Regions from separate parts of the Homo sapiens genome. Here region 2 is linked to region 1. Evidence: read pairs that join two places in POLR2A ChIA-PET (ENCODE). Cell type or tissue: IMR-90. All regions are shown on one strand. Each heading gives the region's core, and the rest is flanking DNA. Links, peaks and the distances in the headings are about the cores only.

Region 1 (2,922 bases), core at 287-2,786:
GTTTTTAAAACTTTTTATTTTGAGATAACTTTAAATTCACATGCAGTTGCAGGAAATAATACAGAGAGATCCCTATATTCCTCACCTAGTTTCCCCCATTGGTAACATCTCAATAACTATGGCATAATATCACAACTTGGAAATTCACATTGATGAGGTACATGGATCTTCTTCAGATTTCACCAGTTTCACATGGACCTGTGTGTATCAGTGTGTGTGTGTGTGTGTGTGTGTGTCTGTTTGTATCAGTTCTGTGCAGTTTTATCACATGTGTAGATTCATATGGCCACTACCAGAGAACAGTTCTATCACAAGGACCCCCAGTGCTACCCTTCTATAGCTATTTCCGTTTATCCCCAGCTCCCAATCCCTGGCAGCCATTAATTTGTTCTCTATCTCTATAGTTTTGTCATTTCAAGAATATCATATAAATAGAGTTATACAGTATGTAATCTCTTGAGATTGGCTTTTTTTCACTCAGCCTAATTTTCTTGAGATCCATCCATGTTGTTGCATTGGTCAATAATTCATTCATGTTTCTTGCTAAGTCGTACTCCATGGTTTGATGGACCAGTTTGTTTAGGCATTCAATTGTCGAAGGACATTTGCACAACCTCAGTTCTTTTGAAGTCAGTTTTTGTAGAATGTCTTTTGATTTGAGTTGGTCTGATGTTTTCACATATTTAGATCATGGCAATGCATTATCATCATGAATACCACAAAAGGGCTGTGCCCTTCTGAGTTCATCCTATCAAGGAGTACATGAAGTCAATATGTCTCATTACTGGTGATATTAACTTTAATAGATTGGTTAATTGGTGTCTGCCAGGTTTTTTTCTGCTGTGAAATTACTGTTTTTCCTTAGTAAATAATAAATATTTTGGAGGAAATTGCTTTCTTTAACGGAACTTTGATAAATGTGGATGGTGTATTCTTAGCTTTCATATTTATCTTGACCCACAAGCCTGTGGCTTTCTGGGTCACTTTGTCCAAAGCAGAGCCAGAGCTTGTCATGAGGTATCAGTGATTAGAGGAGGACGCATTATCCAAAGAGGAAACTAAACACTCTATGCTTCTTAGAACACATTCTTCAATGTCAAATCTTGATTGAAAAAAAAAAAAAAAGCCCAGCTAAAAATGCTAGCACTGTGGGTGAGGACACACTTTTCAATAATTTCCTCTGGTGGGTTACGCACCTGCTTAGATAGCGAAAACTTGTCCCTTTGGAAGTAGATTCAGCTAAAAGTGTGCTGTGGGTGGCTTTGACTCAGACCTCTGAAGGGAGCAAGGTTGGCCAGTCACCTACCTAGATGGGGACCCATCTGCTCTGTGTCTCCTGTTATAATGGAGGAGGGGTCCTTCTCTCACTTGAGAACAACTCTCCCCATTGCCCACCAATGCTTTGGCTCCTATCCTCTTCCTCATTTATGGGAACTTTATGCTATCACTTTTACCATCTTTCTCTGTTACAATCTATTATCGATCACGGCTTGAACTACAGATAGTTAAACATACTTAAATCTTTCCAGTCTTAAAAGTTATAAGGAATATAAATAAAGTAAGTAAGTGAGTAAGGAAATCAGTAAGGAGGTGCCCTGAAAATTCCAAGGGGCCCAAAACTCCAAGGACATTTCCACCCCACCTATAAATGAGTGGCTCAGTGGCCATGTGACCTGGTTTTGACCAAAGTGATGGCAAGATGGGTTTGCTGTGAATGTTTCTTCTTGCTCTCAAATGACAGACACATGGATGGGTTTAATCTTTTTCTCCCAGTGGACAGGAACCAGGAATGACAGTCCTGACTTCCACATCAGCCATCCTACAATTGCGATATGAACCAGGTTTAGGATGAAACAGCCATGTGGATGTTGGAATGGAGAGATGGAAAACATCTAGGCCTTCCAACATGTTAATGTTGGAAAAACAGGATATAGCATGGTTTCAGGTAGACCTAGTTTGTTCTAGCTCTTGCTCTTACTAACAAATTACTTCATTTCTCTCATTCTCAGCTTCCCTGTAAGATGAGAATAACAATAGTGAGAAGAATTAACATTTGATGAGATCTAATTATGTGCTAGGCACTGTTCTAACTCACTATGTCCATTCATTAAATAGTCACATGATCCTAATTAGATGAACACTCTTATTGTCCATGTTTTAGAGAGAGGAAAAAAAAAGCTTAGAGAAGTTGTTTCTAGCACAAAGTCACAAAGCTAGTAAAAAACGAAGCCAAAATTCCAAACAGATCTTGGGGTTCTATCCAACTCCAAGTTCTTACTACTTATTTGGAAGGAGGTATAATTTGAGTCTGAGCCCTTACTATCTAGCACAAGGCCAGGACATGGTAGGTGTTTAATAAATGTTTGTTGAACAAATGTGGACTCTTCATATACTTTTTGCCAGCATAGAAATTGGGATTTTCCTTTTGTGAGCAGAGAAATGCTGAGAGCTGATTGGAAAGAACAAGAACTCTGACTGAAGGCAAGTTGTGACTTGTAGTTGGAGAGACTTAATGTCACCAAGCCACCAGTTAGTGGCCTGTTCTATGTCCCTGGAAACCCAAGCTGTGCTTTAGGCCAACAAGCTAGGAAATTATAAACAGATCTGTAGTACATGGGGCTCTGTTTTTTTTTTTTTTATGGAGTCTTGCTCTGTCACCCAGGCTGGAGTGCAGTGGCGCGATCTCAGCTCACTGCAACCTCTGCCTCCCAGGTTCAAGTGATTCTCCTGCCTTAGCCTCTTGAGTAGCTGGAATTACAGTTGCATGCCACCATGCCTGGCTAATTTTTTGTGTTTTAGTAGAAATGGGGTTTCACCGTGTTAGCCAGGATGGTTTCGATCTCCTGACCTCGTGATCCTCCCGCCTTGGCCTCCCACAGTGCTGGGATGAGAGGCGTGAGCCACTGAGCCCAGCCACATGGG
Region 2 (2,922 bases), core at 311-2,810, 200 kb before region 1:
TCAAAATCAACATCTTCCTAACTCAACTTGTTATCTTTCTTTCTTTACCTGCTCCCACTCTTGCATTTTTAAATGCAAGAAAAAAGTGTTGAAAACTTTATTTTCAACGAAAAAATAACCAAGAAAATTAAAACTGTTTTTGAAGATCCATGCTTGTATTTTAGTTGCCCAATACAGAACTTTGGAATTTTCCCTTTTACTTAGACCAAATTCTTTAGAATCTAATTCAGAAAATATTTCTTGAATCTACCCTTTCTTTATATCCCTACTGCTACTACCCTTTTTATGTCTCATTTTGTGCATTCACCTATGAATGGTGTTTATTGCATGCCTATACTATGTAGCACAGGCAATCTGCTCTGTGCTAGGATACAAAGGTGAACAGGACATGATACTTGGGTGCAAGAAACTTAACTCTGTGTGAGGGGTAAAGAAGGAGACAAAAACAAATAATGATGGCAAAATATGATCTTTTTTACATATGCCATTTTTCTCCTGAGCCATTGCAATAGATCTTGACCTCTTTCTGCCTTCTTTCTCTCCCTCTTTATCCATTCTCTTCATTGCTAGCAGAATTACCTTCCTAAAATACAGACTGGATCATGATCACAGTCATCTTTGCCTCCCTGTTGCCTAAAGAATGAAAGCTGTAGTCCTCAGTATGTTGGTTAAGGCCTTTACAAGCAGGCCCAAATCTACCCGTCCACCTCTCCATTCTCTCCCCTTTAGCATTGAACACTATGCTTTAGCCACATATAGACTGCTAGTAGGTCTCCAGTATGCCTCATAAACTCTCACATATCTGCCTTTTATTTTCCTGTCCCTTTAGTCTTGAATGCCCTTCAAATCTCATTCACCCTCTGGCTAGTTCTTACTCATCTTCCAACTCTTACTCATCATTTAAGACTCACCTTCCTCAACTTCCCTACCCCGAGGCAGAATTAATTACATCCTCCTTTTATATACCATAATTATATAATTTATTTCATTATATTATAGATAATTTATAGACGCCGAATACCCTCTTACCACCTACCATAGTTGTCAATATATGTTGAATGATTAAAAAATATAAAATATTGAAAATATACAGTGCACCACTGTAGGAGGTGTTCTTATTTTTACTGGTAATGCCATTGTGAAAAAATAAAAATACTCAGAGTCCCCAAGTGCCTTTCCAGGGTAATAAAAATTCCTGCATTTGGAAATCAAAGGAAGTTTCCATGTCTTTTTTTACCCTGTCTCTTTCACGTAAAGTTTGGGGATACAGGTTGAGACATTTCTGTTAGGTTATACTGAGTTTACGAGGTATAAGATGGGACCAAATGACCTCAAGGATTCCCATCAGAGAAGTACGCAGTGGTGAGAGCGGATTCCTCAGGGATGTGGAGGTCAGGAGAAAGTCCCACTTTCACTTCATGGATGCGGCTGAAGTTCTTTCACAATCTGTTTCATGGTGCTGGTGGTGAGGTATATGCGAATGTGTGTGTGGCAATACTTGGAGATAGTTTGAAACTTAGACATGACATGACCTCGACGTGACTCACTAGTTGCTGTCAGCGCATCTTCCCTAATAACTTGATGAGTAAGTGGCAAAATATCTGGCCTAAGCTCTTTTTCCTACCAAACCCTGCTTTGAGAATGCAAACAAGATGCTTCAGAAAAGAATACGCTCCACATTCAATTAGATAAAGATTTCTCATACATTTGGGAAAAATCACTCAGAAAATTTTCAGCCCTCATTGCAGATTAATCCCCAGAATTTCGTTTTATAGACTATCCACTATTTCAAAACATTTCCCACAGGGAATTCTATCAATGGGTAGTAAGTCTCCAGAAGGTTACAGATAGGAGCTGGAATTCTCTCCTTTTTTTTTTTTTTTTTTTTTTTTTTTTTTTTTTTTTAAAAACTAAATTTCCAAGAACTAGACCAGATGATCCCTAGACGTGGTTTAGTGTTTTGTGTTTTCAGGCTTTTAGTATGTTGGTGCTGGAAGGGACTTAAGGGAACATCTGGTTCAGGCCCCTCACTTTACAAATGGTATCAGGAAAGTTAATGGCTTTTTAAGGTCATCTAGTGTATCAGGAGTGGAGCTAGGACTAGGACTCTCAGGCCCTCTAACCCCTAGCCAATGGATCATCTTTCCTCCATGCCAAGTTAGACACAAGGCAAATTGCTACACAAGATGAAGAGAAATTTTAAAGAAATACAGGCCTTTCAACACCTTGAGTATGGATGTGTACCACTGTTTTCCTGAGACCTGAACTTCACTGTAGGACCACCTCTCAAAGGGAGACTTATAAGAGACTTCTGCTGCCAGCCCTTGTCTTGCACATCATCTTAGAGGACCTGGAGATGTTGATGTGGATAATGGATCAATATTTAACTTATTTAACTTAGATTTTAGGGGCAGGTTAATTCAATGAACTTAATTGGTATTTGCTCTGTCCTCCCATAACAAACAAGAATCTCTAGCGCATCTCCAACTTTCAGCCTCCTTTATCCCTTAATCATTAAAAACTGCTTTCTACTCCCCTGTGAGTGAGTCCTGCTTCCCTCTCTTTCTATCCAGTTCAGGCCCACTCCCACCCTTGCTGCTCCTCAATGGGATGCTTCACCTGAGCCCATGGAGCCCCAGTTCTATTAACGACATATTCCCCTTAACCTTTCCCTAAAGCCCTTTTTCTGCTTCCTTACCACAACAGACTTGCCTTTTCCCTGGATACTGTTCTTGCAATCTTCTTCCACAGAGATTTTCCTTCTTCCATTCCCAGTGGAATAAGGAGGGTGGGTAGAGTGAGTTTCTTCATTTCTTTCAAATTGTGCCCATCAGTCATCCTCAGGCAATCTCAATACATTTACTTTTATTTTGAAGTTTATCAGTGGCTCACTAAGCCTTCTCTAGGAGTCTATTTTTTCCT

The links. ChIA-PET counts read pairs that join two places held together with the same protein. Peaks named below come from ENCODE experiments on the same cell type or tissue, not always from the same donor. Only the 100,000 strongest peaks of a DNase experiment are listed, where the experiment ranks them.
Region 2: POLR2A ChIA-PET joins it to region 1 with 5 read pairs; 4 of 35 experiments call an interaction of 5 or more read pairs at or near these places.

Annotation. Positions count from the first base shown.
Region 1 is chr1:115,367,377-115,370,298 of GRCh38, forward strand. NGF-AS1 (NGF antisense RNA 1) reads left to right here. Exons shown (of 2, transcript NR_157569.1): 2 at 1-696. Among named protein-coding and RNA genes, the nearest start is that of NGF, 31 kb to the left of the region's middle. In IMR-90, for the core only: no CTCF peak of the experiment used is centred there; no DNase peak of the experiment used is centred there.
Region 2 is chr1:115,167,397-115,170,318 of GRCh38, forward strand. No RefSeq gene overlaps it. Among named protein-coding and RNA genes, the nearest start is that of LINC01765, 69 kb to the left of the region's middle. In IMR-90, for the core only: no CTCF peak of the experiment used is centred there; a DNase peak (open chromatin) is centred at 1,515; H3K27ac peaks cover 1,366 bases.